Regions from separate parts of the Homo sapiens genome. Here all the other regions are linked to region 3. Evidence: chromatin loops called from intact Hi-C (ENCODE). Cell type or tissue: endothelial cell of umbilical vein. All regions are shown on one strand. Links, peaks and the distances in the headings refer to the core of each region. The heading gives the core; the rest is flanking DNA.

Evidence for each region. A loop is a pair of places that touch in the nucleus more often than their neighbours do. Peaks named below come from ENCODE experiments on the same cell type or tissue, not always from the same donor. Only the 100,000 strongest peaks of a DNase experiment are listed, where the experiment ranks them.
Region 1: a loop joins it to region 3, with 2.9 times the contacts of the local background. A loop is called at or near these places in 19 of 110 quality-filtered maps.
Region 2: it touches region 3 in a loop (9-fold over the local background); 13 of 110 quality-filtered maps call a loop at or near these places.

What each region holds. Positions count from the first base shown.
Region 1 is chr11:116,863,048-116,871,348 of GRCh38, reverse strand. SIK3 (SIK family kinase 3) reads left to right here. Exons shown (of 25, transcript NM_001366686.3): 14 at 948-1,018; 15 at 3,260-3,403; 16 at 7,531-7,681. Among named protein-coding and RNA genes, the nearest start is that of APOA1, 30 kb to the right of the region's middle. In endothelial cell of umbilical vein, for the core only: no CTCF peak of the experiment used is centred there; no DNase peak of the experiment used is centred there.
Region 2 is chr11:116,876,574-116,884,874 of GRCh38, reverse strand. SIK3 (SIK family kinase 3) reads left to right here. Exons shown (of 25, transcript NM_001366686.3): 7 at 7,833-7,951. Among named protein-coding and RNA genes, the nearest start is that of APOA1, 43 kb to the right of the region's middle. RefSeq lists a silencer at 4,771-4,820. In endothelial cell of umbilical vein, for the core only: a CTCF peak has its summit at 4,866 (motif pointing left); a DNase peak (open chromatin) is centred at 4,844.
Region 3 is chr11:116,787,969-116,796,254 of GRCh38, reverse strand. It overlaps ZPR1 (ZPR1 zinc finger), which reads left to right and starts at 8,232. Exons shown (of 14, transcript NM_003904.5): 1 at 8,232-8,286. The coding sequence starts at 8,265. APOA5 (apolipoprotein A5) reads left to right here and starts at 4,376. Exons shown (of 3, transcript NM_001371904.1): 1 at 4,376-4,443; 2 at 4,558-4,669; 3 at 5,188-6,888. The coding sequence starts at 4,395. The coding sequence ends at 6,127. RefSeq lists an enhancer at 7,930-8,209 and silencers at 8,022-8,245, 8,280-8,286. In endothelial cell of umbilical vein, for the core only: a CTCF peak has its summit at 4,839; DNase peaks (open chromatin) are centred at 4,834 and 8,074; H3K4me3 peaks cover 632 bases; H3K27ac peaks cover 593 bases.

The sequences.
Region 1 (8,301 bases), core at 3-8,002, 75 kb before region 3:
GGAACCCTGGGAGCTTTCCGACAAAATTATTCCAGGAGTGTTTTGTTTTGTTTTGTTTTGTAATTAGCCATTTTGTAAAATACTCTTTTATAATAATTGAAGTGTGATTTTTGTTCTAGTGACTGGGGCATGGTGATGATGTGGGCACCCAGGCTATGGGTAGCTAGCAAGGATGCAGATGGGAAAGTCACAGTGATACAAGCATTGTGGTGGTTCTCATTTCACTCACATGTTTTGGCGAGTAACAACTATTTTAAAGCAGTGAATTGATACTACACAATTGTATCTTATGTACCAAAATGTAATTTCAGTAATTCACTATGCTTTCCTGGAGTTAAGACATTTAAACTCCGGAAATCACATTAATATGAAACAACAGGTCAAGTCCTAGACATTTCAGGTAAACAATCTTCTACTGTATTTTCGGGTCCTCAAACACCTACAGGCCTTCTCTTTTCTTCTGCCTGGAAACCTGTAACTCCTGTCCCTCTTTGCCTGACCAGCTCCTGTGCATCCTTCAGGTTCCTGCTAGGTGCTACCTCCTCCAGGATGCCTTCCTTAATTCCCAAACACCCCCATTAGAAGACTTGATCATGCTATTTTGTAATTGTTTACTTGTCTCTATCCTCTACTAGACTGTAAAATGAGGGCAAGGTCTATGTCTGTAAATTCACATTTTATCCTGTAACAGTAAGCATTTGGCTATTTGTTAGATTAATAAATGAATGAATGAAGATAAATAAGAGGAAGAAATTCTAATTAGTATTACCTAAGCAAGGTAAAAATGGAAAAATAGGTATATGAAAATCCTGTATAACCCAGGAGTCTAGAAAAGTTCTGTAAATAAGAAAGTTAACAGAAAGTCCTGCCCCAAGCCCAGTTACTAGAGTAAGAGGCATGACAGAATAAGCTGCCACCTTGAGCTTTTCCTTCCTGTCTCTCTTCAGGCAGTGCCAGCAGTTACCCCTGTGGACGAGGAGAGCTCAGACGGGGAGCCAGACCAGGAAGCTGTGCAGAGGTAATGTGACATCTGGCAGTGCTTGCAGAAGCCCCTGGGCAGGCTCCCCTGCAACCAGCGAAAGGTCACCTCTGCCCAAGGAGGTGGTAGAGTGCAGCTTCAACATTTGTGTGGTCTCTTTGCTCAAGCCAGATGGCATGTTCCACCCCACATGGAAGTAACAGAAGACTACCCAGAAAATGTCATTTCTGTAAGCACCATTGGAAGTCCCCTAAGTGACAGCAATAACCATAAGAACTTTTTCTTTCCTCCCTCCTTCTTCCTTGTCCCCTGCCTTCATATTGCAACTCTGATAGTATTCACAAGGCACAAAGCCTGCTCGTACCTGCCAAGAACTGTTTACTGAAAAGGAATTGGAGATGTGGGATGACAGTGATCCTAGCTAGTCTGGCCATGGACCTCTGGCATGGACTTTTCCTTTCCAGGAGAATGAATACCTCTTGTACTGTTTGCTGTGTGCTTCTTCCACCCCCTTGTACCAACAAAGAGATATTGAAAAAGAGAATATGGGATTCGGGCCAGGGACAGATGCAAATATCCATTGTTTACAGAACCTTGTTGAGAGATGCCTAACTCACAGAGAACGGCAGTGACCATCAGGCATGCTGTACTGTTCATTTGGCCTCAGTTCCGTTAGCCCTGGTCCTTAGCTCCATGCATGCCCCCTTGTGGGAGTTGATTTTCTTATTATCCGGGGAGGGGGTTTCACCAGAATCCAGCATGTATTTTCCCAGAAATACAGGTGTTCTTCAAGATTATATGTTTTTTCCTTTGAGGGAAGTTGAAATAAAATGGTTTTCATGGGCTTTTGGGGAACTTTGGGTGTCTTTATCCAATGGTTATTAAAACATTAATGGCTTACTCTTTGGCAAGTTCACATAACACTGATTACTCTACAGTCTGTTAACTGATTTTAGCTGAAAGGGGCAAGATAGTTAAGAATGAAATGAGACCATTTTTTAAGAACCTGCCAGTTGCTGGCTAGGACTCTCATCCTATCCCCAGTAGCTCTGTGTGAGAGCTGCTATTCAGAAAGCAGCTGGTCCTATGTGGAAAGAAAACCATGGCAAACAGGGGTGTTGGCAGGTGGGCCAGCTCCTTCTACAGCTTGGCCAATAGAAGGAAAATTCTGGTAACTTTTTTTTTTCCTTGATGCTGTTGTTTCTATAGTTTGCTGATAAGAGGGTATATAAGGTTACAAATGGGCCCTACTGGGTCATGAAGAAATGAGAAATCAGGAAATTTACTGCCTTTCTACCTTAAAAGAGACAGCAATATTTTATCTTCTTTGTCTTAGACTTTCCTTCCTCCAGGTCTACCTTCTTTCTTCTTTAGACCAACATTTCAAGGGTATAATGCCCATCAGTTTTGATGTAATAAAAAAGGTGTAGTGCCTCTTTTATTCATGCCTCCAGAAGAGCAGCAGCGGTGGAGGAAGTCATCCACCAGACAAAGAGGGACAATATCTTATTGATGGTATTAACTAAGTGCTGGGTCTGAAAGATCTTCCGAATAAAAGCCATCAGTTTGGGAACTCTTCGTCTTGTGAGACTCTTCTGTTTTTATTTTTTGCCTTGCTTTTTCCCTCCCTAACTAAACATTTCATGTGGTTTTATTTCTTCATCCTCCACAGAATGTTGGTTCCCCAAGGACAACATCAGTTTTTCTTCTCTGATGATTGAGTTATAGTCACCAAGCGAGAGGGAAAGGGTGGTTTTGGAATTCATTTATCCTCAAATGGAAGGATCAGTTTTCTGTGACCTGTAGTGAAGAAAGTCTCAAACCTGGGGCCTGTGAGATCGAGAGACATGCACAGAGTCCTTCTGAATATCTCCCCAGGTTCATCTCTAGGAATAGTCCTTAGGGCTCATTTCCTCTGACTTGTATTTTGGAAATTTGGAGGGAAAAGATGAATAAATTAACATGGAGAAAATAAATTCTTCTACCGAGTAGAATGAAGCAAGGAAAAGTGATCTCATCTTTGTGAGCTAGATCTACTTTCTCTCTTCTCTTCAATGGCTATTCTTAGGTTCAAAATTCAGCCACTTCATTGTCAAGCCAACTTCTGTTGGCCAGTTAGACGTGTCTCACTTCCATCCAGGCAGGGATCTGTTTGCCATCAAGCCTTCGTGAGCTCTGGCACTATTTCATTGAGTGCTTTGGATTAACTTCTAATGCTTCTTGTGGAGGAATATTCCTGTCTGTCTTTTTTACTATGAAATGTGCTCCTGCTTGTTGCAGGTACTTGGCAAATAGGTCCAAAAGACATACACTGGCCATGACCAACCCTACAGCTGAGATCCCACCGGACCTACAACGGCAGCTAGGACAGCAGCCTTTCCGTTCCCGGGTCTGGCCTCCTCACCTGGTACCTGATCAGCATCGGTGAGTAGCCACATGAGCTGTGCGAGCTCCTTGAGGCTCATCGGACAGGCACCCTTCTGATTAGTCTCACAGCGACGGTGACTAGCATCGTGGCTTTAAATAGAAGCCAGCTGTCATCCTGAACTCACATCTTCTCAGCTCCTTGCAGTAAGCAATGCACAGGGCAAAGGTTTTTTACTGCGCCCTGGAGCAATGCGAGATTCCTCTCTCCCATTACCTTGCAGACCTGTTTATTGTCTGCATTTGATTCCCATGATTCTAGATGTTGATTCATAGATAAAATTGAACTTGAGACCTGCAAGAAAGTGAAACTCTCAGAAGGCCACCTGGAAACAGGAAGATTTTTAGCCATATCGATAGACTTGACCTTTAATAATCCATCACCTTCAAAAGAATGAGCATTTCATATCGTGTTACCATTGAACCGCCAGCCTGGAAATGAAGACAAAGCCCCTTCTGAATAGTAGAGCAGAGATCCTCTTGAGCGATGTATTTAAGAGGTCATTCTTTCAATATTCTGATGGCAAAAATCTTTTGCTAGGTTCGGTTATGGTTATAATCCATTCTCTTGAAGAAATAAAAGCAAGTTTAACCTTCCTGACCAAGAAAACTTCATTGACTCCAAGTAAGCCTGGAAGCAGCTGCGGAATGACACTTTGCTAGTTGAAGAAGATGATTATCTTCTGTGACTATCTTGATGACTAAAAATCTCAGTCTTGGCCACTCCGAAGCTATCCCCAAGCTCATGGCCCACACGTTCAAAGCCACCACCAGTTACTAGAGCGTATTTTATTTCTGTCTTTTGGGGAGGACACTGAAAAGCAGCCTTGGGAAGGTTGAAAAGCAATCAGATTCCAAGGAAACTAGGTTTATATATGTGGTGTTATGAAATCTTGCAGCCAGCTTGCACTGGCAAGCTTGACACATTTTTTTTACTGAGGCTGGTTACCCATTTGGCATCAACATAATCAGCAGAGGCAAGTGAACTCTGAGCAGAGTGGGACATAATTAGTGCCACGTTGGAACCCTAAAAGAAGGAAGATAAGCTTTCATAAATGACTATGAGTAACTTGGTAAAAATGGTCTGTCAGGAGTAGCAAGAATGACAATTCTCAAATAAAACTCTGATGGCACAGAAAGACAGGCTTTTTCTAATGAAAGTCTCTCAGGACTTACAGTGTTCGTACACACTAAAGAGCACTTTGAGGCCAGGCACGGTGGTTCACGCCTGCAATCCCAGCACTTTGGGAGGCCGAGGCGGGTGGATCACAAGGTCAGGAGTTCGAGACCAGCCTGGCCAATATGGTGAAACCCCATCTCTACTAAAAATACAAAAATTAGCCGGGTGTGGCGGTGGGCGTCTGTAGTCCCAGCTACTCGGGAAGCTAAGGCAGGAGAATTGCTTGAACCCGGGAGGCAGACGTTGCAGTGAGCCGAGATCATGCCACTGCACTCCAGCCTGGGCAACAGAGTGAGACTCCGTCTCAATAAATAAATAAATAAAGAGCACTTTGAGTGATTACTGGAGACCTGCCTTCTCCTCCCCTATACGTTTCCTGTGATTTCTCATAACTTCAAGCTCTACACTGGTATCTAATACACCCTTTATTCCTTCTTTTCTCCTTGTCTCCTTCTTCCCTTCCTCCACAGCCTGACACTTAATGTTTCAGCCCTTGTCTGAGTCTGTTGTTTAGCTGAAGTCCTTTAGGTATCCTTGTTGAATGCTAGGTGTTCCTCAGGAGGTCTTCTTATGAGGGGAACATGAAGATCGTCACATTTCCAGAGTCAGGCTTTATCACAGACCCTATATTCTGTTGACATTTGTTACTCAAGGAGGTCCACACTGGACCACAGCTCTGTCTGTGTGATATCCACCCTGCCTAGAGTCATTGTCAAGGCCTTGCCTGCTGGAAATCTATCTGCTGTCTGTTTTCATGTGAACCTTTTTGGTGTTTTGAGGGTTGCCTGTGGCCAAGCCTATTTGAATTGGAAGAAAATGATGTTTTATGAGTGGCAAATTGCATAAGATGGGGCATTTGTGCAAACCCAGCATGTCTTGATGGGATCACTATACAAATATGCAGCAAAAGAGATTAAAGCCAGTCTTCAGGGGAAATGAGAAACTTTCCAAGGCTATAAAACATGGAATACGGGTGGCCTGCATGGGTTCTTGAATTCCTTTCATTTTCTGGAGGAAATGATTAAAGAACAGTATATATAGCTATCCTTCTGGGGTAGAAGAGATGAAGTTCAACATGGAAACAGAAGAGTGGTCTAATCAACCTTTTCATTTCTGGAAATGTGTAATTTAAGGTTAAAAATGTTTTAAAAAGTGTAACTAAAAAATTTTTTTAAACTAACACAAGATAGATTTTATCCAGGTGGGAAACCAAGTCCCTCCTTGAAGAGTATAGTGTGGGAGTATCAGCCTAATGCGAGGCCATCCTGAATTTGAGTGTGATTGCAAATAAAAATAAAATCAAGCACAATTGATACTTATCAGTGCTTCTCAAATGAGCAACTGCATCAGAACCGTTCCTCTGAGGTTACTGTGCTGGACTGACCTGGGTATCAGTCTCTTCACAACCTGAGCTTCTGAAAAAGTCATGAAATACCTGGACCTGGGATTTTCTGTGATGGGAGAGAATTATTTTTGTGCAGAAAGACTGTATTGCTACTTGAAGAACATGGCTTTCTGAGGGGATCAGAAACATGTCCATTTCAGAAAACATTGAAAGCATAGGAATCAAATTTTAGGAGAAAATAGTACTTACTTGCTTCTACTTCAACCTGAAGTAGAAACAGAAATGACAAGTTATAAGGAAATGCTTCTCAACACAGCCTTCATGATCCCTGTTCCTGGATTGTGGCCCGCCAAATTCATTTGTTTTTTGTGTTGCTGAACCAAATACATGTTCGTGCTCATTTCATTAGCTCACTGCTGGGTCAAGCCTCAGGTAGAGTCTGAAACAAAAGCCATCATTAGCAAAGACAGGGTAAAAGGCTTTCACCTGCTGCCAGAACTCTCTGGATACCTCTGCACGGTCATTAGATTCCTCCTGGTCCCGCGCTGTCTGCATTGTATTTGAACTCGCTTGTTAACCTGCTTCCTGAGCTGTGGTTCTGCTTCAGTCCCAAATGAATCACTGGCAAGGTAGCACATCATTTCATCCAAAGTTCAGTGTAATGGCATCTCTGCCCTGGACATGAAACCCTGATCCTTTCCATCTGCTACTGGAATGCTGCTGCCTTGGCAGTCTTTTATCTGCTTACCTCAGCCCATAAACATCTCTTTCTGATCATCAGGTCACAAGAGTAGGTGTTAGCTTCTAACCCCGATGCTGTCTTAGGCATTCCTTATCAATAGCTTGTTCTTTCTTTCTGTAAGATTCTGGCTGTGTTCCAGTTGAGCAGTGGGGTCTTTGAAGGTAATCCATATGATTCCTCTTTCATTAGGAGGTTGGGTGAGTGCTGCTGCTCTGAGAAGTTGATTTTCACAGTAGGTGACCTTATTTGTTGACCAGGTACGTGCAGGATCTCAAGGCCCACATTCCTTAAGAATTTGTTGTCTCCATCCCAGGATCAGAAGTCTTCATTTTCCCCCACCCCAATCGCCACCTTCTATTTTCTGTCACAGAACCTATGAGTTCTAGGCCAGACCTTTGACCACAAAACTGACTGTTGTTTCCCTCTGGCCATACGGAGATCATTGCTCAGGGAAAACTTTGGCTCAAATGGTGAATTTAAGGTTTCTAAAGGCACTAGATAGACATATGATTATAAAAGCAAGAGCTTCTGTACAGTCTGGCCTGGAGGATATTGAGAAGCTTTTCTCTCTGGCCTAGTGTATTTATAAGAACTGGATGTACTTGATCTCGGGACCTCACCAGGCTTGGAAAGTAAGCCAACCGAAGGTAAGTAGAAATGGAAGATGTACACCTGGAGCCCTCTAAAGGGAAGCAGGCTAGGGAAACGACTGATGTCTGGAAATGGCATGAAAGTGGCATAATATGCAGGGCTACCTGGGCAGCCAGCCGTCTTTATGTTCATCTGGAACAGCAGTCCCTGTGTGATTTGGTCAAAGCCCCTGAGTCCTAGCCTCTAACCTTCTCTTCCCATATATTCAGCTCTACCTACAAGGACTCCAACACTCTGCACCTCCCTACGGAGCGTTTCTCCCCTGTGCGCCGGTTCTCAGATGGGGCTGCGAGCATCCAGGCCTTCAAAGCTCACCTGGAAAAAATGGGCAACAACAGCAGCATCAAACAGCTGCAGCAGGTAATGGAAGAGGTGGCAGGCATCCCTGGAGGAGCATGGGTGACAGAGGCCAGGATTGCAGGAGGACTGGGGTGGTAAACGTACCCCTTTTATGTCAGCAACATTGCAGTTTTATAGGTTAAAAAAGTATAGCTTTCTGGGCCGGGCGCAGTGGATCCCGCCTATAATCCCAGCACTTTGGGAGGCCAACGTGGGAGGATTGCTTGAGCCCTGAAGTTCTAGACCAGCCTAGGCAACGTGGCAAACCCTTTCTCCCCCAAAAGATTAAAAATTAGCATAGTCCCAGCTACTCCTGAGGCTGAGATGGGAGGATCACTTGAACCTGGGAGGTAGAGGTTGTAGTAAGCTAAGATCACACCCCTGCACTCCATCCTGGCAACAGAACGAGACTCTGTCTTAAAAGAAAAAGAAAGTATAGCTTTCTAATGCACTTTCTTTACTTTGTGTTATGTACAGCCCTCCCCAGGATCAAACTTCCTTCCCCTGTGAAGGGACTAAATTTTTCTCCTGTCTCTAGTTCATTGGAAAGGAATTTCTGGGCTTGGGTTTCTGTGGGAACCACCAGAGAAGGTGCTACTTTTTTTTTTTTTTTTTGAGACCAAGTCTTGCTCTGTCACCCA
Region 2 (8,301 bases), core at 300-8,299, 89 kb before region 3:
ATGAGTCGGATCTTACTGCAGTCAGTGCTGTCATAGGTTAAGTTCCAAGGTTGTGTATTTTCTTTGTTTGTGTAAAACTGTGGCATTGACTACATCCTTGTCAGGCTTGGTGGCATGCACCTGTAATCCCAACAACTCAGGAGGCTGAGATGGGAAGATTGTTTGAGGCCGGGAGATCAAGGTGGCCAGCCTGGGCAACATAGCAAGACCCTGTCTCTAAAAAATAAAAATAAAAAAAATAGCCAGATGTCACTTTGGGAGGCCGAGATGGGCAGATCACGAGGTCAGGAGATCAAGACCATCCTGGCTAACACGGTGAAACCCCACCTCTACTAAAAATACAAAAAATTAGCTGGGCGTGGTGGCATGCACCTGTAGTCCCAGCAACTCAGGAGGCATATTATCGTTTATGAGGCAGGATAATCATTTGAACCCGGGAGGCGAGGTTGCAGTGAGCCGAGATCGCACTGCTACACTCCAGCCTGGGCGACAGAGCGAGACTCCATCAAAAAAAAAAAAAAAAAGCCAGATGTGGTGGTGTGTGCCTGTAGTCTCAGCTACTGGAGAAGCTGAGGCAGGAGGATCACTTGAGCCCAGGGGTTCGAGGCTACAGTGAGCTATGATTGCACCCAGCCTGGCCAACAGAATGAGACTCCATTTCAAAATAAAAATAAATAACTAGTCCTTTAACTTGGTATTTAGAAATGTTTATTTCTATTATAGCAGTAATATGTCAAAATTTAATGTATAGAATAAAAGCATTCCAATCCTTATAACACCATTGTTCTAGCAGTACCCAAAATAACAAAATTTCAGTGCAACAACAAAATCCCTGTATTTTGTATTATTATAGTTAACATTTATACAATCTCTGAATGTATCTATAGGTTAGCACATTTACTGTATGTTATTTATATATACAAATGTCATTTTTTTTTTTTAAGACAGAGTCTCACTCTGTCACCCAGGCTGGAATGCAGTGGCACAATCTCGGCTCACTGCAACCTCTGCCTCCCGGGTTCAAGTGATTCTCCTGCCTCAGCCTCCTGAGTAGCTGGAATTACAGGCACACGCCACCATGCCTGGCTAATTTTTGTATTTTTAGTAGAGACTGTGTTTCACCATGTTGGCCAGGCTGGTCTTGAACTCCTGGCCTCAAGTGATCTGCCTGTCTCGGGCTCCCAGAGTGCTGGGATTATAGGCGTGAGCCACCATGCCGGGCCCAAATGTCTTATTTTGAGGACCATTTGTCTATTTGTTTACATTTTTAAATAGTGACTATGTTAAATAAATAGGTTTGATCTTAGCTGGCAGTTGACATTGACAGTGTTTCTTGAGCGTATTAATAAAACATCATTTTTAGGGCTTAGTCCACAAGCAGAGTGAAGATTCCTAACTCTGGCTGGCTTCTTAGCAAAAGAAGGTATCTTGGCAGAAAACACCCCTGGTTTCTTATTGATTTACTTTTTAATTATTTCTGCAGGGATCATAGCACTGCAAGATAGTCACACTGTTCTGTCCATGTTATAACAAGATCAGGACATTATAACAGACTTTATTTTCTTTTCATGAGGAAAAACAGCATGTTTTGTGTGCAGTTTGTCTTTTAGGAAAAGGCAGGCAGCATTAAAGAGGTGCTCTGAGACAAACATTTTTTAAATCCAGAACATCTAAAATACAGGGATAGACTCTTATCAAAGCCATGTGGCTCCATCCTGAGATTGCTGTTGCAGGCCATCCATTGGTCTTGTTCTGTTTGCTATAATAGCATCACTTCTCCCCCAGGGCTGGTACCCGAGCTGGACAAAGTGAGTGGATAACAGCATCAAGCAGTGTATTGCATAGCATCCTTGTTCTGAAAACTTTAAGACTTTAATGTCATTTAACTTTTAAAAGGTTTTTGTCAAGTAATTCATTTTCCATAGAAACATGTTTCAGAGATTTAATCGCCAATTTATTTTTGTTTCCTTTTTAGATTTTGAAATTTAGAAAAAATAGAACCCTCTTTGAAGTGAGAATTGTGCCAGAAGCAATTCATTACTAAGAAGTAAACATTTTTAAGAAGTTTGTTTAAATTATTGAAAATATAGAACTCTTGGGCTGGGTGCTTTAGAATTACCTTTGAACACACCTACCATTGACTGGACCAAGTACATAAGAAACTAGATCATCCCCTTCTTCTGAGCACCTGTAAGCAGCATGCACTTTCTTGCCTGCAAGAAAGCCTTTCTGTGCCTTCTGGTACACAGATGTCTTCTGTTTCCACCAGCTCAAAGCAGCTTTATGTGGTCAGAAAGAATCCATGACTCAGTTTCTTCTATGCCATTGCTCACCACAGAGCTGGAAAGGATTGTTTTGCCATGTTCTGTTCTTTGGTGTCACATGCAGGGTTTCAGGGACAAATGGCTTTCCCTCCTTCATAGGATCAGCCTGAAGAGTCTGATGATCTGGTTCCTTAAATTTTTACCTATCTCCTCTTATCTTTGATCCTTGATTCGGGAAGCCTTCTGTTTCAAGCCTTCCATCATAGTCTTCATCACCTTGCAACAACTAGAGTATATAAATAAGTTTGCTCTACCACAGTGTATTTAATCCTCACCAGCAAAATTATGAATAAGACAACGCTCCCCATTTAGTGTTCTCATGTCCCTGCCTCATTAATCCATCCAACTTGCCGTCTCCCCTTAAAGCTAGTTCTTGGTCTTTGCACCATCTATTTGCCTGGCCCATTTTGTACTAACCTAGCTTGTGGGTGATTCTGTCATGATGGAACCTGTGAAGATGACATGGCATCTGATCTGCCAGAGGAGAGAATTGTTTTGGTTTGTTTTCATAACCCAGAATACCAATAATGTGTTTATTTTAGGTACCATGTAGGTTAAGAGCTCCCTGGAGTAAGACTGACCAGAATTTGTATTCTGCTTTGGCCTCTTATTATCTGATCAAGTTTCTCAACTTCTCTGATTTTAAATTCTCTTTGTCTATAAAATTGAGATAATAGTATTGGGTTGGTTTGTGAAGTAGATGCTTAAATTAACTTAAAGGGTTTAGCACTTTGCCTATCATGTAAATGGTCAATAAATGTTAGTAATGATTAAATAATATTGTTGAATGAATTGCTCTATTAGTCTTTCATTCTCTTCTTCCCTATTTTTTTTACTCTTTTCTATGTATCTTTCTCTCATTTTTGCTCTCTTGGTATGCCAAAGGGACATTACTATTTTCAGTCAAATCCACACGGCTTATGGAGAAGACTTATCTCCCAAGAATTGTTTTGGTTTGTTGTAACCACTTAGAGAAATTTGTTTTATTATCAAGGACAAAAAAAAAGAAAAAAAATGTTGCTTTCACAGATACGGACTCACACTGGCTATGTCAACTTAATTCTCATTTTAGGACCCTGCCCATACAGCAGCTCTCTCCCCACAAAGTCATCCAAATGCCTGGCAGCGCAGCAGGGCAAGGCCTGTGCTGAACATCCTCTAGTTAACGTTCTGTTGGCAGATCAGGTTTCCTGGGCCCACAGTGACTCTCACTGCGGAGACCGCTTGGCGTCTTGCATGGAGCAGATGAAAGCAGCTCTGAAGGGAAGCTGCTTCTCTGGCACACACAAGCAGAGGAGCATATTCTTGCATTGCCCAAAGTGGTTCAGTTTCATTTAGCATCAGAGGCCCTGCCTTTTGGGTGGGAGCAAATAATGGGGCCCTTTTATTTTTTATTTATTTATTTATTTTATTTATTTATTTTTTTAGAGACGGAGTCTCGCTCTGTCGCCCAGGCTGGAGTGCAGTGGTGCGATCTCGGCTCACTGCAAGCTCCGCCTCCCAGGTTCACGCCATTCTCCTACCTCAGCCTCCCGGGTAGCTGGGATTACAGGTGTGTACCACCACACCCAGCTAATTTTTGTATTTTTAGTAGAAACAGGGTTTTACCATGTTGGCCAGGCTGGTCTCGAACTCCTAGCCTCAAGCAATCTGCCCACCTCAGCTTCCCAAAGTGCTGGGATTACAGACGTGAGCCACCATGCCTGGCCAACAGGGACCTTTTAGACAATAAAATAGAGTAGTTCTTGGTATCTGGAAAAGTTGATGTTTTGTTTAATGTGAGGGCTCCATCTTTCCATGCTTGTAAATTGAATGTCCTGTGGGTGATTGTGTTCTTAGGTTTGAGAGCATCTATTCCCCTCGTTTTCACCCTGTTTCCATGTTTTATGTAGAATGGTGTCTTCAAATCTCATCTGAATTTAATTTCATGAACTACATGACACTTAGGAAATATGAATTGATGATGATACTCTAGCTTTCTGCATTTTGTCATATTTTCCATCTGCACCACATATGAAAAATGTTAAATTTCTGTTCCTTGGCACGTTCGATATTATGTAGGATAGTCAAGATTAAAAAGCTCTTGCCCTTGACACTGTAACCAAGAATTGTTTTGGTTCTTAATCTGGGGCCTGTAGACACCAGGGTCTGGGGGATCTATGCAGGCTTCATAGGACATCGTTGAGTAGTCTAAAGTTACATGCAAGGTCTTGTGTATAAATTCTTGTGCAGATTTTTTTTTTTTTTTGGAGAATTTTCAAGGCATCTGAGGCCAAATAATGGTTAAGGATGACTGAATAGAGGTTTCAAGATCCTGAAATTGAACTAGATATATCTTCTAATTAGGAATTATTATGGTACTGTTTTTGGTTTGGTTGTGTGTGTGGTGGTGTTGTTGTTATTGTTGTTTGCTTTTAAGGAAATTGCCTTGGAAAAAATCTGTTTTAAAGCAAGCCTGTAACTGAACACCATTCAGCTTTGGTCATCTTATGCACTAAATTGTGTGTGGAGACCAAAGGAAAACAGGAGAGTGCCATCTAGAGGCCTTAACAACAGTTTGGTCCTAGCCTTCTCCCTACACAGGAGTCTTTAACAACTTCCTAAATTAAGAACACTTTTGTCCTCTTAAGTAACTGCAAACGATAAACATATGTGTCAATGACATTTATAATCTATACAGGTGCTGCTACAGTTGTGGCTCTAGCCTTACTACTCTGGAAATGTAATTTTAATAAAGCGTACTGTTGTAGATGGCATTTACTTTATTCTATAGGAATGTAGAAGTCTTTGAGATGTACACTGCATTTGAATATAGTTTTAATTGTAAAGCAACAACAAATTGATGCCTGATGTAAGAAATCATTTTGATATAGGAACTTTGTTGTATTATCTTTTGAAGTTAGAGTAAATTAAAATAAGAGTAATTTATCTTAGTTACTTGTAGTATTCTTTTCACAACAGTAATATAGAATGGTGTTTGCCAAATGGTATAGAAATTGAAGAGTTGAATTCACCCTAGAAAAGTAGATCAATTTATATCCATGTGGAGATGTATAATAGGGTAGTCAAGAGCACAGCTTAGAAGTCCCAACTTTACCATTTCTTTGCCATGTTGAATATGTTAACTTTCAAAATCTTGTTTCTTCTTCATTTATAAGTGGAGCTAATTATAGTCTCTAAGTTAAGGTTGTTGTGAAGGTTAAATGTAATAAAGTTGGTAAGCACAGTGCTTGGTATATCAAAAGTAGTTTTTTGTAATAATGTCTTACTGTTGTTGTTATTTTCACTGGCCAGTTTTGTTTTCAGGACGGTTGTGATTAAATAGAAGCAGAAAATTTAAAAACCTATAGAAAATTTTATTTTAAAAAAATTTTCACAATTACAATCTCATTTGATTAAATACTCAACAAATATTTATTTACATATTCAGTAGATATTTATGCAGCTCCTAAGTGTCTAGATATAATAACCATTTTAGGTACTGGAGAGTTGATACTGGGTACAACAGAAAGAAAGACATGGGCCTTGCATTGCAGTGGAGGAGTCAGACAATAAGTAAATACATAAACAAGATGGTTTCCCAAAGAAATCATTTGCGTGAAGACAATGAATGTGATGTAATAGAGAGTGACTGGAGGCCCATCTTAGAGTAGATGGTTAAAGAAGAGCTTTCTGAGGAAGTGACGTTTAAACTCTTACCTGAATGACAAGGAGCCAATCATATGAAGATCTGAGGAATGGCCATTTCCACTAAAGGAAAAAACAAACAAAAAAACACATGTAAAGGCCATTGGATGAGAGTGTGTTAAACATGTGCAAAAACTAGAAATGTGCATAGTGGCAGGAAACCAGGTCAGAGAGGGAAGTAGGGGGCCAAGCGCGGTGGCTCACGCCTGTAATCCCAGCACTTTGGGAGGCTGAGGCAGGCGGATCACTTGAGGTCAGTTGTTCGAGACCAGCCTGGCCAACATGGTGAAACCTCGCCTCTATTAAAGATGCAAAAATTAGCTGGGCGTGGTGGCACAGGCCTGTAATCCCAGCTGCTGGAGAAGCTGAGGCAGGAGAATCACGTGAACCCAGGAGGCGGAGGTTGCAGTGAGCCGAGATCGCACACTGCACTCCACAGCCTGGGTGACAGAGCGAGACTCTATGTAAAAAAAAAAAAAAAAGGGAGAGAGAGAAGTAGGAGCCTTGGAGGCCCAGGACTTTAGATTTCATTCTGAGGGTTATGGGAAGAGATTGGAGAGTTACAGGCAAAGTGGTGATATGCCCAAATTTATGCTTTGGAAAAATTCCTTTTGCCTCTCTATAGAAAACAGATTGTAATGGAGAAAGAATGGAAGCAGAAAGACCGGGTAGGAGACTTTTGCAGCGTGTAAGTCAGAAATGGTGGCTTGGATAAAGATGTTGAATTAATGGTTCAGTGCTGAATTAGTGTTGGGGGATTTGGATCCCCCAACAACTCTGCACCACAGGGGCAGGGTAGCATTGTGGTTAAGAGAACCAGGTGAAGAGTCAGGCTATCTGGTTTGACTTAATAGCCATGTGACCTTGACAAGTTTCTTTACCTCCCTGTGCCTGGTTTTTGCTATTCCTAAAATGGGAACAATGATAGTACATTCCTCCTAGGATTGCTGTGTAGATTAAATGAGGAAATAATAATTGTAAAATGCTCAGAAGATGCATCAATAGTGCTGTTTTGGTATCATCATCACTGCCTTCATCACAACTATTACTCTCATCACCCTCAGTAGCCACATTTTATAGATGAGAAAACTTAGAGGGTGGTTTTGAAATCAGAATATACGTTTCTTGATTTTGAATCCATTGTTCTTTCTGCAATGTAATCTGTAATACGAGCTCCCAGAGAAAAATTTCTATAGATCTGAATATCTGTAGCTCACAGCCCAGTTTTAAATACCTATGACTATTTAAATAACATTGAGAAGAAAATGATAAATAAGGCTAGCTGAATCCCAGGGCATAGGAGAGAAGTAGCCTGTGGCTCTCTCCCCACACACCTTGTGCCATCAGAAATTCAAGTTCCCTGAGTTTTGAAGAAGGGTATTGCACACCTAAGCCAAAAGCATTAGTATGCGCGTGGTGGTACATTTAGGAGGATAGAACTGAATATTTTGAGAACCTTGTAAGATACTGAATCTCTTTAGAGGCCATTCTACTCTTCATTACTTGTGTTAAATAGGGCCATATACATAATATAAATAAATGAAATCCATGGATTATCCCCAGACCTTTTCTGGTCAGCCTTTTGGTGAAGGCAACAACCAGACTACCACACTTGAGTTTCTTTTTCTCCACCTCTCTCTGCCTTTGCTTAGCCCCTTCTGGTGGCATAAGCAACAGAATAGGTAAGGATCAAAGAGCAAGAGAGACAAAATTAGAAGCAGGGAGTTGGATAGCCTCCCTGCTGGCTTTGCCCCTGGTTCCTCTACTCCCCTGGTGCCTCCCCTCACCAGAGACTGAAGGCAGGCTGTTTGTCCATTGCAGAATGTGAGCATTTGATCCGCCATATGTTGGTGTTAGATCCCAATAAGCGCCTCTCCATGGAGCAGATCTGCAAGCACAAGTGGATGAAGCTAGGGGACGCCGATCCCAACTTTGACAGGGTGAGCTGGGAACCGCTGCTGCAGGGGACTCCTCTGAAAGCTGCTGCAGCCTCCTTTGCATGTGATTGTAATCAGGCCATAACCTGAAAGGCGGACACTGGGAACAAACTATTATGTAACACTAAAGCAGCACGTGAAGCAAGCAAGAAGGAATGTAAAACCAGTTAAACTGCTGGAGAATAGTGATCATGGTTCCCTACCATGTGTCCCCAAATTATCGTCTGTTTTTGGCTTTTGAGATAGCACAGCCTGCAGTTCTGCAGCTTACCTACCATGGGGATGTCGCCTTCCTCTTGTCTTAGTGTGCTCAATTCAGTGGCTTCTGTAGCATGCTTTTATTTAAACCACTA
Region 3 (8,286 bases), core at 287-8,286:
GGCAAGAAGAGCGAAACTCCATCTCAAAAAAAAAAAGAAAGAAAGGAGAGTACATTCTACACTCTCCTCTCCTCCACCCTGCCCCCTTTCCAGTGGCTGGATGTGGACATGGTGGTAAGCTATCTTAGATCATGTGGACAAGGGAAACACATAGGGATATTAGAACCTCCAGACAGAAGGAACTTAGGACCCTGGACAGCTTTGTGGAGCAGTGCTCCCATACCAGCGTGAAGTTTTGTATGGGAGAAAACATACATTTCCAGCTTTTGTAAGCCACTGTTATTTTGGGTCTCTCTCAGAGCAGCCAAATATATAATTTAACTAATATATTTTCTTTCTGTGATTCTTCTTTATTTTGATTATACTTCTACTTCTCTGCCCCTCTTTTAGGTGGGAGGTGCTGCTCCAAGCACTAACTCAGAATATAGACCCTCTCCCTCTTGTAATAGTGCCAGCTTGGAGTTCTTTGCTTCCACTGTAGGGGAAGGAAGGAAAAAATATGGAGAACTCACATCCACTCTTCATTGTCCTCAAACAGAAGTAACCCATTTTGTTCTGCTCACAGCCCATTGGCCAGAACTAACTGTATGGCCCCAATCTAATTGCAAAGGAGTCTGGGAAGTACAGCACAGCACATGGATCTTTGGAAAGCGTTAATTTTCTCTGCCAAAGGCTTCTTTTGTTGTTGTTGTTGTTTGAAATGGAGTCCCGCTCCGTCACCCGGGCTGGAGTGCAGTGGCCCTATCTCAGCTCACTGCAACCTCCACCTCCCAGGTTCAAGCACTCCTCCAGCCTTGGCCTCCCAAGTAGCTAGGATTACAGGCGTGTGCCATCATACCTGGCTATTTTTTTTGTATTTTTAGTAGAGACAGGGTTTTACCGTGTTGGCCAGGCTGGTCTCAAACTCTTGGCTTCAAGTGATCCGCCTGCTTCGGTCTCCCAAAGTGTTGGGATTACAGGCGTGAGCCACTGTACCCGGCCAATACTGGTGTTTTCTGACCTCAGCGTTTTTCTTTTCTCCTGCCATGTACTCTCCCTAGAGATTTCATCTACTCCCAAGTCTTCCACTGCTCCTATCTGCTGATGACTCCCAAAACTCAGTCTCCAGCCGAGACTTCTCTCCTGGGCTTGAGACATATGTATCCAACTGCCAGAACATCTCCAGTGGACAGCCTTTGGGCACAAGGCCACACTAGCTTGTGGGTACAAGTAATCACCCAAAGTCAATTTCAGTGGCTCTCCACTCCCACATTTTTTCAACCCCTGGAAATGTTCCCTTCCCAAATACTCTGAGTCTCTCTTCTCTTTTCATGACTGTGGTTTTGTGACTGGATGGTAGCTCCTGTTGCTTTTTTTCCTTTCAAATGAATTTTCTCTTAGGAGGCTTCTTAGCCATTAAGCAAATAGACCTCAACTGGGCTTGCCCTATGCCTATCTGAAACCCAGCTTAGGTTCGAGTTAGGACTCCTGTTAATCTGAGCTCTCACTTCCTGTCCCAACCTGCTTATTTTTTTTGGTGAAAGAAAATATCATCCCCCTAGTTGCTCAGAAACCTGGGAATCATTGGGATTTTTTCCTCTCCTTCACCTTCCTCATCCAATCAGTCACCAAGTGCTATCAACTCTGCTGCCTTAGTAGCCCTCAATATATACTTACCTATCAACCATCACTGCTATGCCATACTTCAGGCCTTCATTTCTCACTTGGATTATTAAAATATCCCTAAATAGTTCCTCTGCCTTCTCTCTGGCCACCCTCCTGAGTGATCTCTCCATCATGTACCTTTCAGTGACTGCTTGCACAAGCCCCTTTGTGACTTGGTCATAGTCTGCTCTCTTGAACCACCAGAGCCAAGCACCTGGGTTCTGATTCTGGTTGCAACTCTTACTGCGTGATGATGGACAGGCCACTTGATCTCCTCAAACCTCAGTTCCTAAATCAAATGAATGATTGAATTCAGTCACTTAACTTTGTATGTAGTAGGTAGGCACTGTGCAAAACATACTAGTGGATATAGAGATGAATAAGAAAAAGCCCCTGCACTCAAAGAGCTCTCGGATTCATCAACAAATTATTGTGCAGTTAGATAGTAAGTGCTATAATCCAGGAATATACAGTGTTGTGTGAATAATGTGGAATCAGTTTATCTCCAGAGCAGAAAAAGGTGAAGGCCGAAGAAGGCATTCAGAGTGATACTGGAGCTGTGTAGCAGGGGCTACTACTGTTCCCTCAAATCCTTTCTTCTCTTCTTCCTGAGTAATAGAGTCCTTTTTCAGCTAGGCATACAGCCATCCAAAATAAAAACTATATTTCCCAGCCTCCTTTTCAGCTAAGTGTAGCCATGTGACTAAGTTGTGGCCAATGGGATGTCAGTACAAGTGGTAATGGCAATATCTGGGATGTGTCTTTAAAAGGAAGGAACATGTCCTTCTCCTTTTCCTCCTTCCTGTTCCCTGGGAGGTGAACTTGGTAGCTGGAGGTGAAGCAGCTGGAACTTGGATATGAGCGTCTTGTTGATGATAATAGTGCAACAAGATAAAAGCAGCCCGAGCTGGCCTACATTTACATGAGAAGGAAATAAGACTCCATTTTGTTTAAGCTATTCTCTTGCATATATATATACACATATATATCAGCTAAGTGTAGCCATGTGACTAACTTGTGGCCAATGGGATGTCAGTATGAGTGGTAAGAGCAGTATCTTGTATATATATATGTGTATATATACACACACACATATATATACATATATGTATGCAAGAATATAAAATATACATGTGTGTGTGTATATATATACACACATATATATGTCCCTTGCAGCCAAGTCTAATTCTAACTAATACAAACTAACTCTAAAAAATGAATATATATTCACCAGGGGATAGGCTATTTCAAGCAGAGGGAAGCCTGTATAAAGGCTCAGGGAATGCCGTGGTTTTATGTGGCAGCAGATGAGACTGGAAATGAGTCAGGATGAGCCACAGTGGAGGATGAATTAAATGGGCAGGAGTGTGGTAGAAAGACCTGTTGGAGGCTATGAATGCAATCAAGGTGACAGACAACTGGTGCAATGATGGTAGTGGAAATGGAGGAGAGGGGATTGATTCAAGATGCATTTAGGACCAAGAATCGGGAGCTTGTGAACGTGTGTATGAGTACTGTAGACGGAGTGGGTGTGTCATCAGAGAAGATCTGAGCATTTGGGCTTGCTCTCCTCAGAGGCCCTGCGAGTGGAGTTCAGCTTTTCCTCATGGGGCAAATCTCACTTTCGCTCCAGTTCCTGGGGCTCAGAGTCCCTGGCCCAGATGCCTCTTGCCATCTCATCTTCACCCTGCCTGGCTTCCCTTGCTTGTTCCAGGATTGTTTCATAAAGAGGGATGTGGTTGGTCTTTAACCCTATGAATGCTGGCTGAGGATGCCTGCGGAACCTGTAGTGAAGCTTTCAGGGGCTGCTCGGGTTCTGGCTGGTAGGTGAACACTGTCCATCTTGCCGGCTGGGACACAGTGACTCTGGGTAGTTGTGTAAGAGAGGGGCCCTTGGCAGACAAACAGGTTCTTCTCTGTTGGTGGGCCAGCCAGCAGGTCAGTGGGAAGGTTAAAGGTCATGGGGTTTGGGAGAAACTGGGTGAGGAGTTCAGCCCCATCCCCCGTAAAGCTCCTGGGAAGCACTTCTCTACTGGGGCAGCCCCTGATACCAGGGCACTCATTAACCCTCTGGGTGCCAGGGAAAGGGCAGGAGGTGAGTGCTGGGAGGCAGCTGAGGTCAACTTCTTTTGAACTTCCACGTGGTATTTACTCAGAGCAATTGGTGCCAGAGGCTCAGGGCCCTGGAGTATAAAGCAGAATGTCTGCTCTCTGTGCCCAGACGTGAGCAGGTGAGCAGCTGGGGCAGAGGGATGGGGGTCACAGTCCTAAGGGAGGGCATTGCAGGTGGCCTCAGGGGAGAGCCTGGGGTGGCCCCTAAGACGTCCTCTTGGAACATTTTGGCAGAGTTGCCTCTTCGCCCTCATTATGGCTCAGTTTTTCCACCATGAAATGGGAGGGAGGGAGACAGGTGGGCAGGGGAGAGGTGGTAGAAGTGGCCTAGAGAACTGTTCCTGGGGTCTGGGACCTTTGCGAAGGGGTTAGAGCACCACGCTCCCTGCTATGTGACTGAGGTAGCAAGAGCACGCCCTCTTCCCATGTCTGAGGAAGACACCCTAGCCTCCTTGACTCACCTAGGTCAGTCCTCTTGAGCCCCAACAGCTCTGTGCTCCCCAGCCCAAGGAAGGGGTAACAGGATTTCGGGCAGTTGCCCCTGCAGAGGCCCCCTGGGCAAGTCCCCTGCGCCATGTCCCTTCGTCTCCTTCTTCCCCTAACCAGGCCTCCCTCCACCTGTCTTCTCAGAGCAGGTAATGGCAAGCATGGCTGCCGTGCTCACCTGGGCTCTGGCTCTTCTTTCAGGTGGGTCTCCGACCCTGACTTCAACGTGGGGGTGTGGGTGGAGGCTGGCCAGAGGGCCCTGTCCACCCTGGGGGAGGAGAGCCCAGGCCCTGATTACCTAGTCCCTCTCCACAGCGTTTTCGGCCACCCAGGCACGGAAAGGCTTCTGGGACTACTTCAGCCAGACCAGCGGGGACAAAGGCAGGGTGGAGCAGATCCATCAGCAGAAGATGGCTCGCGAGCCCGCGTGAGTGCCCAGGGGAAGGGGTGTAGGCGAAGGGAGGAGACAGCTGGGCCATGCCATGATGACCTGCCTCTGCTGCCTCAACCTCTGTGGCCGCTGCTGGGACAGAGGAAAGGAGCGGTGCTAGCTCTGTCTGCAGATCCCGGCCATCCTGGGCTCTTTAGCGCCCTCTGCCTGCAGCCCCCGCCTTGACAACTCCGTAGCTGTTGCCCCCTTGCTCACTGAGGCGCGGGACCTGGGATCAATCGGGAGGACGCCCGCTGCAGTCCCCAGAATCAAAGGATGATGTGGCGCATCTATGTTTCTTTGGAGAGTGTTGTAGGTCTGGATTTGTATGGGCAATGTGTTTGTGCTTCGTGCGTGAGTTGTTACTGGCCAGGGCTAGGACAAGAGCCCTCGACCCTGGGGCCAACGCCCTGCGTCCTTGGTTCCCCCAGAGGATCAGTGCGCGATGACTTGGGGACAAAGGAGATGATGGAGGCTAGCAGTCTGACGGCCTGGATATCTGTCCCCTTCTCCAGGACCCTGAAAGACAGCCTTGAGCAAGACCTCAACAATATGAACAAGTTCCTGGAAAAGCTGAGGCCTCTGAGTGGGAGCGAGGCTCCTCGGCTCCCACAGGACCCGGTGGGCATGCGGCGGCAGCTGCAGGAGGAGTTGGAGGAGGTGAAGGCTCGCCTCCAGCCCTACATGGCAGAGGCGCACGAGCTGGTGGGCTGGAATTTGGAGGGCTTGCGGCAGCAACTGAAGCCCTACACGATGGATCTGATGGAGCAGGTGGCCCTGCGCGTGCAGGAGCTGCAGGAGCAGTTGCGCGTGGTGGGGGAAGACACCAAGGCCCAGTTGCTGGGGGGCGTGGACGAGGCTTGGGCTTTGCTGCAGGGACTGCAGAGCCGCGTGGTGCACCACACCGGCCGCTTCAAAGAGCTCTTCCACCCATACGCCGAGAGCCTGGTGAGCGGCATCGGGCGCCACGTGCAGGAGCTGCACCGCAGTGTGGCTCCGCACGCCCCCGCCAGCCCCGCGCGCCTCAGTCGCTGCGTGCAGGTGCTCTCCCGGAAGCTCACGCTCAAGGCCAAGGCCCTGCACGCACGCATCCAGCAGAACCTGGACCAGCTGCGCGAAGAGCTCAGCAGAGCCTTTGCAGGCACTGGGACTGAGGAAGGGGCCGGCCCGGACCCCCAGATGCTCTCCGAGGAGGTGCGCCAGCGACTTCAGGCTTTCCGCCAGGACACCTACCTGCAGATAGCTGCCTTCACTCGCGCCATCGACCAGGAGACTGAGGAGGTCCAGCAGCAGCTGGCGCCACCTCCACCAGGCCACAGTGCCTTCGCCCCAGAGTTTCAACAAACAGACAGTGGCAAGGTTCTGAGCAAGCTGCAGGCCCGTCTGGATGACCTGTGGGAAGACATCACTCACAGCCTTCATGACCAGGGCCACAGCCATCTGGGGGACCCCTGAGGATCTACCTGCCCAGGCCCATTCCCAGCTCCTTGTCTGGGGAGCCTTGGCTCTGAGCCTCTAGCATGGTTCAGTCCTTGAAAGTGGCCTGTTGGGTGGAGGGTGGAAGGTCCTGTGCAGGACAGGGAGGCCACCAAAGGGGCTGCTGTCTCCTGCACATCCAGCCTCCTGCGACTCCCCAATCTGGATGCATTACATTCACCAGGCTTTGCAAACCCAGCCTCCCAGTGCTCATTTGGGAATGCTCATGAGTTACTCCATTCAAGGGTGAGGGAGTAGGGAGGGAGAGGCACCATGCATGTGGGTGATTATCTGCAAGCCTGTTTGCCGTGATGCTGGAAGCCTGTGCCACTACATCCTGGAGTTTGGCTCTAGTCACTTCTGGCTGCCTGGTGGCCACTGCTACAGCTGGTCCACAGAGAGGAGCACTTGTCTCCCCAGGGCTGCCATGGCAGCTATCAGGGGAATAGAAGGGAGAAAGAGAATATCATGGGGAGAACATGTGATGGTGTGTGAATATCCCTGCTGGCTCTGATGCTGGTGGGTACGAAAGGTGTGGGCTGTGATAGGAGAGGGCAGAGCCCATGTTTCCTGACATAGCTCTACACCTAAATAAGGGACTGAACCCTCCCAACTGTGGGAGCTCCTTAAACCCTCTGGGGAGCATACTGTGTGCTCTCCCCATCTCCAGCCCCTCCCTCTGGGTTCCCAAGTTGAAGCCTAGACTTCTGGCTCAAATGAAATAGATGTTTATGATAGAAGTTTGCCTGGCGTGACTCTCATTTGGACCATGTCTGAAAGCAGTGGCCTCACCACTATCCCCAAAGCACACCCATCACCCACTCCATTCCCTTGCTGCTCTTTCTCATCCACCCACTCCCAGTCCAGGTCTGTCAAAGGGGGTCTGGCTGGGCTCTGCTTCAGGGATCCTGGCTAGACAACGGCTGTCTGTCACACCTGGCAGGAGGGCCTGGGTTACGGGCCCTTCCTCTGCACCTGCACTGTTCACTAGCCTGCTCCCCCACAGGACACTGTGCATGGAATGCAGGCTGTGTCTGGAAGAGCTGTGGCCCTGGTGGACCTAAGATTCCTGAGGTGGGCTGCCTCCTTTGTTCCTGCTGTTCTAGAGTTTGAATGGCCTCTTTTTATGCCGGACTCTCTTCTGGGGACTCCCCTCACTCAGGGGCACCAATGCTCCCTATAGATCCCCTGGGAACTGAAACTGGGGTGTGGTGGAGGACGTGGAAAGGGTAAACACAGCTCCTTGTCTTTGGACTTCCCTGTCCGGCCCCCTTTCCTCCCAGCTCAGCCTACTGTCCCCGGGTTCTCAGCACCTGCCTGCTCCCCAACCCCATAGCACAGACCCCACACATATGTAGGCTCATCATGCCTGCAGGCTGGTCTTCCCTGACACCGTGGATTTTGACAATGTTGGCAACAGAACTGGGTTGTGGACCCAGCACCTGGAGAGAGGAAGTGCTAGAAAGGTAGAAATAATAAAAGGTGTTTTTGTTGTTGTTAGGAAACTGGAAAAGCATAGGTCAAGGGCTATGATGGGGATGAGGAGGTAGGAGTGAAAATGAGGGCTGTGTACTTGAGGCTGGGATTGGGGAAGGTAGTGATGAGGACAGAATAGGGAGTGGGAAGAACAGAAAGGGACAGAGGGATTCAGGGATTGTGAGAGAGGGGAAGAGGCTGAGCCACCCGGAGGGGCGACCTAGCACGCAAGCAGTATGTGGCCCAACACTGGAACCAAGCAGCCCGGCTCCGGGCGCACCTTCTCAGGGATTCCTCAGGGACAAGTCCAGCCCCTTGTCGTCAAGGCTCTTGTAGACCGACGTAGGGACCAATAGAACCCCGTGCGGTGGAGCTATTGTGAAGGAGCAAAAAAGTGCCCTGGTTCTAAGAGGACGTCTTAGGGGAAGTGACGGCTGAGTTGAGGTGGATCCGGCTGGCGATGTAAGGTTCGAGCCATATAAACCCGGGAACCGGGAGCCCTTGACGACATTGTTCCCCGAGTGCCCGGAGTCTGCGGCTTTTTTTGGGGTGGTGGCAGCTGGCGGAAGTGACGGGAGAGGGGTGGGGCCGCGAGAGCGGCGGAAGTAGGAAGCCGAGGTCTGAATTGCGCGTGGTGGCCATGGCGGCCAGCGGGGCTGTGG